Regions from separate parts of the Mus musculus genome. Here region 1 is linked to region 2. The links are chromatin contacts, found by POLR2A ChIA-PET in ENCODE. All regions are on one chromosome and are shown on one strand. Each heading gives the region's core, a stretch centred on a gene start or an enhancer-like site at or near the end of the contact. The rest is flanking DNA. Distances are from core to core; before and after follow the strand shown. Region 1 holds the start of Rufy1 (RUN and FYVE domain containing 1). Region 2 holds the start of Sqstm1 (sequestosome 1).

Evidence for each region. ChIA-PET counts read pairs that join two places held with the same protein, here RNA polymerase II (POLR2A).
Region 1: POLR2A ChIA-PET joins it to region 2 with 16 read pairs in Patski. The contact joins the promoter of Rufy1 here to the promoter of Sqstm1 in region 2. POLR2A ChIA-PET finds 5 or more read pairs at or near these places in 4 of 5 experiments (Patski and embryonic stem cell).

The regions. Positions count from the first base shown.
Region 1 is chr11:50,429,700-50,435,530 of GRCm38, forward strand. It overlaps Rufy1 (RUN and FYVE domain containing 1), which reads right to left and starts at 1,426. Exons shown (of 18, transcript NM_172557.3): 1 at 1,085-1,426. The coding sequence starts at 1,406.
Region 2 is chr11:50,209,260-50,215,400 of GRCm38, forward strand. Sqstm1 (sequestosome 1) reads right to left here and starts at 1,561. Exons shown (of 8, transcript NM_011018.3): 1 at 1,294-1,561. The coding sequence starts at 1,498.

The sequences.
Region 1 (5,831 bases), core at 176-2,675, 220 kb after region 2:
CAAGGTTAATTCATTACCAAGGAAAGAAGCTTTTTTGTTGTTTTTGTTGTGATTTTGTTCTTTAAAATAAAATCTGGGTACTAAAGTCTATTGTATGCACGTGATGCCCCAGGCATTTACAGTCAACACTCACTTTACCTCAGCAACCTGAAGTCTGCATGGTCCATTCACAGTAAGTGACCAGGCCAAGTGAAACGTGGTTATTTATTTATTTGTCTGTTTATTTATTTAGAGGCAGGGGCTCACTGTGTACACCAGGTGGGTCTCAAACTCTCAGAGCTCCACAAGCCTTTACCTCCTAAGTGCGGGTCTTAAAGGCGAGCACCACAACGCCCTTGGCTATCCTTTATATTTTAATTTTAGATATGTTCAGAAACACCAATGGATTATAATTAGCGCAGTTCTGAGCACGTACATTAACATGTGCAGGAAGTATGCACCCGAATCACCAAGCCCAGCTATAAAAAACAAATAATAATTTACTTTTGTTCTTTATTGGTATGCTGAAATTCTAATCTAGATCATAACAGCTGAATTGGATTATTCAACGTAGCTGATTAATTTTTTTTTTAATCCCCGTTTTTATAGACTGGGAAACGCGAGTAGGACAGGTGATGGGAAGTCTTCGTCCCACGGGGGGTGGGGTTGGGGGTTAGTGGCGGGAGAATAAAGGGAACTAAAACCTCCTGACTCTGACTCGCTGCTCTCACCAACTTTGGAATACGCTGTCAACCTCAGCCGCAGGTGCAAACCGGCTGGCTGCCGAGATTGTTAACTGGGGACCAGCACCGGACTTCATTTGTCAAGTATGCAAAATACGAACACTGGTGATTTTCCGTCTAAGCCTCTAATGTAAACCTCCTATTTAAAGTCAATCCGTGATCACGACGCAGCTGCTCTGAGGTTCACAAAGACAAACAAGGTGGGAGGGGAGTCCCGGGCCGCAGTCACCCTGGCCCGGTGGGTGACACCAATTGCAGAGCCCCGTGCCGCGCCGCGCGGCACAGCTCCGCGGAGCAGCTCGTCCGGCCGGTCAGGTTTCCCCAGCCCGGGAGCAGCCCCGGCCCGCGGGACCCCGGCCTACCTGCGCGCTCCCCGCCGCCGCCGCCGTCTCCCAGCCCCGCGGCCGCGCGCAGCGCGCTGCCGCAGCTCGCCGACAGGTTCCCGGTGGCTCTGCGCGCCAGCGTCAGGATGGGCGCCGACCAGCTGTCGGCCACTCGAGGCCGCGACGCACTCCGCAGCTCGCCGGGACTCGGCAGCTGGCTCCGGTCCACGATCTCGAACGCTTCCCCGGACTCTAGGCCTGCTTGGGGCTCAGGCTCCGGCCCCGGCTCGGACTCCGGCTCCCGCTCCGGCTCCGGCTCCGAATCCTGCCCCGCCCGGCGGCATTCTCCGCGGGCGGCCATGTTGTTAGGTCACGTGACCCGCCGCTGCCCTGGACCGACGACCTTAAGCCGCTGCGGCCTTGCTCGCTCTCACCTGGGCTTGCTTTCCTTGTATAGCATTCGGGAAAGTACGATTCCTAACCGTAGGTGATTCCCAGCCCGGAGCACTTGGAAGTTACTTTTGGACTTTCTACTTCCCACCCCGGGAATGCGCCTTATTTTAACGTTTTGCGACACAACTTCCTCTTTTAAACTTTCATTTCACATGCCTTTTCCCCCTTTGAATCAAAATCTCACTGTTGGATTTTTATTTGTTGTTGTTATTGTTGTTTCTTTCCCCCACACAAGGGAGACATTAAAACAGGCCATGTAGCCAAGTGGTGGTGGGACAAGCATTTAATCCCAGCATCAGGGAGGCATAGGCAGGCAATATCGCTGAGGACAGCAGAGTCAACGGAGTGAGTTCCAGGACAGCCAGAGTTACACAGAGAAACCCTGTCTCAACAACGCAGTCCCCATCACCCCCAGTAGGCCACTTGGCAGGGGTGTGCTTAACTACTTTTTTCTGGGGTGTGTGTGTGTGTGTGCGCGCGCGCGTGCGCGCGCGCGCGGCATGGCAGTTCTGGGAATTGTACTTCGTATCTCATACATGCTAATCAAGACCTCTACCACTGAGCTTCACCCAACCCCCAACACACATAACCAACAGGACCGTTGAATTTGTGATCCTCCTGTCTCCATCTCCCAAGTGCTTCTGACCCCACACCATGCTAGGCAGGCACTCTACTAGCAGAACTAGCAGAGCTATGTTCCCAGTCAGAATTTCAGTCTGTAGCTCCGGCTGGCCTAGAACTCAGTAATAGAGCACTGGCCTTGAACTGGTGATCCCCCTGCCTCTGTCAAGTGAGTATGGGGATTTTATGTGTGCCTTACCATGCCAACTCATGTCTAATATTTTCGACTTCATATTTTTCGGCAGCTTTCTTCAGAACAGGCTGTAAAAGGGCTGCCAAAGAAATTAGGACAGATGAGTCAGAGGTGTGTGTGTGGTGGTGGGGCTTTTTCTTTCAAATCAAATGAATCTGAATGACAGCCTAGCAGGCAAGGTCAGCAGTGGTGGTCTGGAAATGAGCTCTGTATTCTGCTATTAATTAAGTTGATAGGAATTGAACCAACCTCATTCCTAAGTGATAAGGAAACGCAGCACACAACGTACCTTGTGATTATTGTCTCTGCTTTCCAACTCTGGCTTGGATAAGTCACCCTACAGATATGTGGTTATTCAGCCTATTTTCTTACTAGGGATAGAAGGGAATTTGGCAAGATGGAGATGCGAATGTCATGAGAATGTAACAATTTGCAAAAAAGAATTTAACAGTTTGGACCATGTCAAACCACAGAACTCTTAGTGTTTAAAATTATTACAGTGTTGTTGCAGGCCAGGTGTGGTGGCACACACTTTTAATCCCAGCACTTTGGAGGCAGAGGCAGGTAAATTTTTGTGAGTTTAAGGCCAGCCTAGTTTACATAACCAGTTTCAGTCCAGCCAGGGCTAGGTAGTAAGATCCTGTCTCAACAAATAGAATAAAATAAAATGTTGTGGTAGATTGTTAGAGATCAAATAATTTCACCTAAAAATTTGGATTTTAGTCCTTTTTGAATCATGGACAACTTAGAATATGTTTCCTGATGGTAGCACATTATTGGTAGTGGTTGGATGGCTGCTATGAGAAATTATTTGTGCTCCCTTTGGCATTACAGACACTAAGCCTCGAACAATATAGAGAAGCTTAGCATAGCGTCTGTGTGCTCTGAGGCACAGAGGAAAGGTTCATGTTGTGTGTAGATCATCATGCCCACTGCACCAAGCTGCAGGAGGAGAAGCATGTGATGAGGCCTTACACAGGGCTAGGCTCAAGTACACTGACCGATAGAAGATCCACCCACATCTCAAAGAATGGGGCCGTCACCAAATTTAATGCAGATGAATTTGAAGATCTGAGAAGTGACTCAGCCTCGGTGCACCTTCACAATGCTTGGTGGTTTCTGTGGTGGCAGTGTCTCAGACAACCCCGCCTGTTTCGGAAATGTGGCAGGGGCTAATGCAGATTCATTGATTCCCACTTTAATTCTGTCACACTGCACACAGTAAATATAGCTCTCTATAGGTCTCTATTATGTGGTTTACAGAGTAGATTCAAGAGGCTATGGCAGAGTGCAAAGGGTTTGAGAGTGCACGGACAGAAATGTCAATAGAATCTCCATGGGTAAGAACCTGAGACCAACCCTGGGATGAAGATGCTGCTGTGGCCCAGGGGAGAGACAGGCTTCAGGGTGGAGTCTCGGGAAGAGTGGAAATAGGCTGGAGCAGGAAACTCTGTGTGTGTGTGTCCAGGTCCACCAGGCACACAGGTAGACCAGCAGGCATTCTAGTGAGCAGCAGGGCCCAAGCTGAGCTGGCGCTTTAGCATCAGAGTAGTGTTTTGTGACGGTTGATCCTTGGTGCATACTGGGTGTCAGGCTGGTGGGCCATGCCATGTCATCTTAGTGCTAGGTGTCCACCAATTTATGAGGTCCAGGGAATTCCACACTACACTTGGTCTGGTGTGGCCAGTCAGTTCTTGGGCCTGTTTTCCCTCCTATGATTTTGAAATATCCATGTTTCCCAACCCTTTCAATTCACCCTCAGAGTGACAAGCTTTTAGTTTGGTTCTAGTCCCAGAAACCACCCATTTAATAAGTCTGTGTTGCATGGTCTGTGACTGACAGATGGTGAAGTTGTGGGTCCATCCAGGGGCTCCAGTCATCCATGAGTGGCAACTCAGAGGCAACTCCACTGTAGCCTGAACAGTGCCCCCCTTCCTGTGACTACTCTCCTGCATCAACAGCAGCCCTACTTGTGACTGTTTCAATTTCCTGAAGTCAACACTACTAACGCCATTCCTGCATATTCTATTTTAACATTTCTTGACCACATCAGACCTCAATCCCTCCCTCTGCCCTCCCGGATCCCCACTGCTGATAAGACACCTCACCTGTAAGAGAAATTCTCTCTCTCATCTTTTCTGATCTTCACCTTCTCAGGTTTATTGCACAACAAATTGATCCCCATCACCATTAATCCTCCCTAGTTTTCTTTTCTCCTAACATCCCTTCTCCCTAAACAGAGCCAAAAACTGCCTATAAAATAGCATCTCCTATGGCACAGCCTGAAAAAGCACATTTTTATTCATGATGGAGTGAGTTAGAGAAGGGCCTAGCCTGCCCTCAGCATCCTCATCTTGTGAGACAAAAGAGTCCTCACCTCGTAAGCTGTGCCTCCTGTTTTCCTCCATCATGACCCATCAGTCTTTCTGACTCCTTTTCATATCATTATACAGGATGTGGATTTATGAACTCCCTCATAATCTCTTCATGCGCTTTAAAAGCATTTATTTATTTATTTATTTATTTGAGACAGGATCTCCCTGTGTAACCCTGGTTGTCCTGGAGCTCAGGCCGGTCTTGATCTCACAGAGATCTTCCTGACTTTGCCTCTCAGGGCTGGGATTAAAGTACACTATCACCCCAGAGAGTTCATTTTTATTTCTGTGTAGCTCTGTGTGTGTGTGCATGAGTTTATGTATACCACATATGCATAGTGCCCTGAGAGGCCAGAGGGTGTTGGATCTCCTGGGACTGGAGTTATAGGTAGTTGTGGGTAATCTAATGTTGGTGCTGGGATCAGAACCCAGGTCCTCTGGAAGAGCACCAAGTGCTTTTAATAGATAAGATATCTCTCCAGCCCTTTCTTTCTATTCTTTTTTATTTTAAAGATTTATTTATTTTATATATGTGAGTACACTGTTGCAGTCTTCAGACACACCAGAAGAGGGCATCAGATCCCCATTGCAGATGGTTGTGAGCCACCATGTAGTTGCTGGTATTGAACTCAGGGCCTCTGGAAGAACAGTAGATACTCTTAACCACTAAGCCATCTCTCTAGCCCTCTTTCTATTTTTAAAGACTCCAAACTAATTATTTGCACTGGCTCTGCTGTCTATACCAGTTTTAGCATGACTGGCTAGCTTTAAAAATATATGCATATTTAGCTGGGTGTAATGGCACATACCTTTAATCCCAGAATTCAAGAGGCAGTGGCAGGTGGATTTCTGGTCTACAGAGTGAATTCCAGGACAGTTAGGGCTACACAATGAAACCCTGTCTCAGTCCCTGCCCAAATTATCTATCTATCTATCTATCTATCTATCTATCTATCTATCTATCTATCTATCTATCTATTTTCTATCTATCTATCTATCTATCTATCTATCATCTATCTATCTATTTTCTATCTATCTATCTGTTTGTCTGTAAGTGTTATGTGTGTGCAGGTGCCTTCAATGGCCATAAGAGGCTGTCAGTTCCCCAAAACTGGAGTTATAAGTGGCTGAGTCACCATACAGT
Region 2 (6,141 bases), core at 311-2,810:
AATTAAATACTGCCCATGTACAGAAATAGAGCCCTTGACTAGCATATGCAAAGCCCTAGGTTCAATTCCCAGTACTGGAGGGGGGAAGATGTACTAGTGAGAGCTGTAATACAAATGGGCCTTAGACATATTAATAAGTGAATGAACAAAGATTCACTGTGCCAGCCTGGTCTACAGACCAGCCAAAGCTACCTAGAGAAACCCTGTCTTGAAAAAGCAACCAAAAAAAAAAAAAAAAGCCATTTTAATGTGTTCTAATTCCTAATAGTAAAATGAATACTAAAGTAGACCAGCCATTGCCTGGAACTGGAAAGGATACAAGATGACAAACAGGAAAAAAATTATATAATAAAATAATAATTATTACAATAATTGTTATATAATTTTTATGTAATATATAAATAAAATTTATAAAACAATGAAGAGATTCTAAGCCGAATGTGAAAATAGTTATACAACTCATTTTTTTTTTTTAAATGCAAGGAGCTGGGGAGGTAGCTCAGTTGCTCGAGGGCCTAACATGCATGAAGCCCTGGACTGGATGCCTAGCACAAAGATGACTCAGAAGGACAATTTAGAGATACAGGCCATCCCGGCCATATAGTAAGACCTGTCTCTGCTAATACGAAAGAATAATCGTTATACACTTTTACTGGGTGAATTGCACAGGTCCTAGGTTATAACGCAGTTACACTGAAAATTTTCTGTCCAGTAGTCCCTGTGATTCCTGCACTAGAAAATTGAGACAAGAGGATTGGAGTGATTGAGGACGGCCTAAACCACTCGTGAATTCCAGGCCAATCAGGCTACGTGGCTTTATTTCAGAAAAGAGAGAGACTGACCAACCAACCTGGCCTACCCACAGTCCTCCATAGAGATCGCAAAACCATTCCCTCCCACAGGGAGGGTCTTGTCCACTCGTCTCTTGTCAACAACCTCTAGCTCCACCCCATGCAGCCACCAGCCACTCCAACGCAAGAGACTGAGCTAGTTCCGGGGTCCCCTACCTCCCTTCCCACGGGCTGCCCCACCCCGCCCCCGCTGCTTATTTATCCGCGTCACTCCTCTCCACCCCTCCTCCACGTCTGCCTGGTCCCAGGTCTTCCGGGGCTTTAACTGAACCCACCACCGGGCGTTACGGGGAGCAAGCGAACCGCTGGATGTTAGATGTAACCTGAGCGGCCGCCTGACCACCCTGTCCCCGCGGGGAGCCAGAGGACACGCCGCCTCGTCCTCGCCCAGACCTACTACTCCCTGGCGGGGGAGGTTGGCTTCCCCGCCCCAGGCCCTCACCGCGGTAGTGCGCCTGGAAGCCGCCAGGCCTCAGCGTGGGGAACAGCACAGCCACTCGGCTCAGCAGCCTCTCGCAGGGCCCCGGGCCGGCCGCGGCTTGGGCTTCCGCCTCCGGCTCCGGGCTGAAGCAGAAGCTGAAGCGGCGGATCTCGCGGGTCGCCTCCTCCTTGCCCAGAAGATAGGCCTTCACCGTGAACGACGCCATAACCGCGGTCTAGGTACGGACGAAACAGCTGGGCAGCGGCGGCGCCGAGAGCCCAGCTTTTATAGAAAACGGGGGAGCCCCGCCTCGTGGGGGCGGAGCCTCTATGAGCCCCGCCCCTCCCCTAGGCTGGGGCGGCCGCTGGAGCCCCCTTGATGGGACCCTTGAAAGGTACGGGGTCGAGACGACCCCACTGCCTACTCTTTTCTTTCCCACCGAATACATGGGTGACCACAAGAGACCAGCCTCAGCCTCAAGTCGTTGGGAAAAGGACCCGTAAGTATCGAGCCTAGGTACCTCCCAGGCTTGGGCCTGCCTATGACTCAGCAGTGTCGTCCCCAAGCCAGGGGGGATGTACGGCCCAGAAGCTAGGAGGACACAGATGTCTACTGTCAGGTAGCCATTCTTTTAGCCAAACAGGCTGTCTCACAGGATGCTATTCCGACCCTCCTAAACATAGTGTCCCCGGTAGTAGCCCCCACTCCCACCCCCTTCCAGGCATCCACCATGACCAGCCCCTCACTGAATAAAGGAACATCACCCACCATCTTAGGCCTCACCCAATTTAACAAAGATCAGGTTGAGAGGTGTTGGACAAGCACTGGTGACTTCTCACAAACCCACCCTGTAAGAGGGGTAGCCAGGGCTCCAGAGGCAGCAGTAGTCACAACCTGTTCATTGCAACCAGAGATTCCTCACTGCAGCCCAGACACACACACACATACACACACATTCATATTCTCTCTCTCTCTCTCTCTCTCTCTCTCTCTCTCTTTCTCTCTCTCTCTCTCTCGGAAGGTACATGTATCTCAGGCCTTAGTGGCTTCAAAGCACAAAGGGATCAGACCACCTGCCCTCCATCTAGGAACCAAAATACAAGCTATAGCCAGTCCTGTGCCACAGGTTGGTTATTCCAGCTGTTTGAGGTGCTGAGGCAGGAAAAGACCAAGTTCAAGATATTCTGCTTGAGCAACTTGGTGAAACTGTTTCAAAATAGAAAGTGATCCTAGTACTTGGGAGGTCAGAGGTTCCAGAGTTCAAAGCCAGCCTTGGCTGCATGAGGCTTCTAAGAAAGAAAAAAAGTCTGGGTGCTGGGGGGCGGGAATAAAGAATCTGGCTATACAGTTTAGTAAGGATACAGGAGATTTAGCTTAGTAGGGATACAGCTTATAGAGATTTAGCTTAGTAGGGATACAGGTCATGAGGATTTAGCTTAGTAGGGATATACCCGGGAGATATCATTAATGGGAATTTGGTGCATAGGGATATAGCTCAGTGACAGAGCACCTGCCTAGTATGTGTTACATCTTAGGTTCAACCCCCAATACAAACGCCAAAACCAGGAAATGCTGCTTTCTGTGGCCAGAGTGACCTGTTAGCTAGCATGATGACACACATCTGTAACCCCAGCCCTTGGGAAGCTGAGTCAAGAGGAATTCTAATTCAAGGCTCGGCCAGGCTTGCATAGCAAGTCCTACTCTCAAAAAAAAAACAAATTAAGCAGGGCAGTGGTGGCACATGCCTTTAACCCCAGAACTTGGGAGGCAGAGGCAGGTGGATTTCTGAGTTCAAGGCCAGCCTGGTCTACAGAGTGAGTTCCAGGACAGCCAGGGCTACACAGAGCAACCCTGTCTCAGGGAAAAATAAAAACAAACCACAAATTAAATGAATAAAGTAAAATGAGCTCTTAGCAGGAACCCAGTCCTGGGAAGGCTAGAGGCTGAGAAGGGTGTCACCCTGTAAGGCCTTCTAGGTATGGTCCTTTCCATAGGACTAGACCTGCTGAGTCAAAGTCATGGGAGAAGACATGCAGGGCAGAATTGGAGCTCAAGTCGTCTCCCTGAGGCAGGGTCTCCACACCAGCTTCCTAGGGCCCCTCTCCCAGTTATCATGTCTTCCCTGGACCTCTCTCAGAATTGGTTTTGTGAGAGCAGAAAAATCTGTAATTTTAGGAAAACTCAGCAATGGACAGTGATTTGCCACACAGGTGTGACTGCCATTTCCCTGGTGGCTAGAAGGTACACACCTATTGCCCCAGAGGACAATCCCAGTTTTAGGCTTTCCTCTCCAACAGTTGCTAGCCCAGGAAAAGGCCCCTGATCCTGCAGGACCCTCTGCTAATGCAGAGGACAGTGGGGACGCAAAGGCTGTATCCCGATGTCAGCTGCTGGCCAAGCGTGACTCAGCAGTCTAGTGGCCTGACAGCCTTAAAGCTTCAATCAGACCAAACTTCCTATGGAATGTCTGAGCCAATGGGGAACTGTGGGGAAATCCTTTACTCTGTCACCAGTGGAAGAAAGAGAAATGGGGAGATGCCCTGGGTTCCAGGCCAGGCCAGCATGCCCTACAGCCTACAGCGACTCAGGCTCTCTCCTGAGTTCCCAGGCCAACCAGGGAGGTAAACAAGGCGGTGGCTGGGGAACCCCCTGGTAGGGCCCTTTCTGCTTGCTGTGGTCAGGTGGCCTGGGCGGCTATGAGTCAGAGTCCCATGATCATGGTCATAACAGGGGGATCCCAAGCTGCTGCCATCCGGTCCAGTGCCAGCAGACAGGATGGAAAAGGTCCTTGAGGGTGTGATGTCTGGAGAAGGGTCTCGGGAGGGGTCTCTGGAGGACCCGACAGCAAAGTGAACTTTCAGAGGCCAAGGTTGCCAAGATAAGTCAGACCAGGCATCTTGCCAATGTCTGATGTCTTGTTCATGAGTCCACCTGTCCCTCACCCACTGAAGCGTAGACTAGGAGGAAAGGGAAAGGCTTGTCACCTGAATCGAGAGATAGCACTTTGGATAGGTGACTAACCTTGTCTTTGAAATGTGTCAGGAATGGGAGGACCTGAACCCCTCCCTAGGGGATTCCCCACAGGAGCACTAATAGAAGCTACCAGGGAAGTAAGTGTGCAGGCCTCAAGTGGCCTGCCTGAGTTAAGAGGGAGGTTCTGTGACAGGAGCAAGAGTGGCCCAGGACCTCTGCTGTCTGTCTCCTTGGGTCCCCCCCCAAAGACTTGGCAATGGTCTCCTCACTGAAGCTAGCTCCAGACACACTAGAAGAGGGCATCAGATCCCAGTACAGAAGGTTGTGAGCCACCATGTGGTTGCTGGGAATTGAACTCAGGACCTCTGGAAGAGCAGTAAGTGCTTTTAAGCCCTGAGCCATCTCTCCTGCCCCTTGATTCATTTTGTTAAGTCTCATGTAGTCCATATGTCAAGGAATAAGCTTGGCAGCCTGCTCTACAGAGTGAGTTCCAGGACAGCCAGGGCTACACAGAGAAACCCTGTCTCAAAAACAAAAAAACAAAAAAAAGGAAACCCTGTCTCAAAAAAACAAAAAGAAAAAAATAAGAAAAAAGCTCGGGCTGGAGAGATGGCTCAATGGTTAAGAGCACTGAGTGCTCTTCCAGAGGTCCTGAGTTCAAATCCCAGCAACCACATGGTGGCTCACAACCATTTGTAATGGAATCCAATGCCCTCTTCTGGTGTGTCTGAAGACAGCAACAGTGCACTCATATACATAAAATAAATAAATAAATCTTTTTAAAAAGGGGAGGGGGGCTGGAGAGATGGCTTAGCGGTTAAGAGCAATGACTGCTCTTCTAAAGGTCCTGAGTTCAAATCCCAGCAACTACATGGTGGCTCACAACCATCCCTAACAAGATTTGACGCCCTCTTCTGGAGTGTCTGAAGACAACTGCAGTGTACTTACACATAATAAATAAATAAATCTTTAAAAAAGGAAGGAAGGAAGGAAGGAAGGAAGGAAGGAAAAGAAAAGGAGCGAGCTCAAGCCGGACTGTAGAAGGATTTCTGGTGGTAAAGATAAAAGCCAGCGTTCCTCAGGAACTTATGAAATGGGTTTTACCCCTAAAAGGGAGCCATTCCCTAAAAGCAGTCATGGCTGAAGGGTCATGGCTTTCCAGTGACATACATCTATATCAAAGCCCTTGCTGGCTTCCAGGCTCCCTACACACAAGTACTTGTTAGACATTTCAAAGACCCCCCCATCCTGGCCCCTCTCACCTGCCCAGGGCCCCTTTTCCCAGATACCCTTTTGTAGTCTATATAACAGCAAGGTTGGGCTAGAGAGATGGCTCAGCTGTTAAGAGCACTGACTGTTCTTCCAGAGGTCCTGAGTTCAATTCCTTGTAACCACATGGTGGCTCACAACCATCTGTACTGGGATCCGACGCCCTCTTCTGGTGTGTCTGAAGACAGCGACAGTGTACTCATATACATAAATATATAATTCTTAAAAACAAAACAAGAGCCGGGCGTGGTGGCGCAAGCCTTTAATCCCAGCACTCGGGAGGCAGAGGCAGGCGGATTTCTGAGTTTGAGGCCAGCCTGGTCTACAGAATGAGTTCCAGGACAGCCAGGGCTGCACAGAGAAACCCTGTCTCGGAAAACAAAACAAAAACAAAACAAACAAACAAAAACCCAGCAAGGATTCTCCCTGCCCCCAACCCCTGCATCTCTTTTTTCTTTCTTTCTTTTTTTTTTTTTTTCTTTTTTTTTTTTGGCTTTTCGAGACAGGGTTTCTCTGTGTTCTGCATCTCTTGCTATCTCTGGCCATGGCCATCTCCACTGTTCTCCCCGCCTCTCCTGCCTCCCTAGCCTCAGCCATGTCAACTCTGCTTCTGGTTTCCTCTGCCCT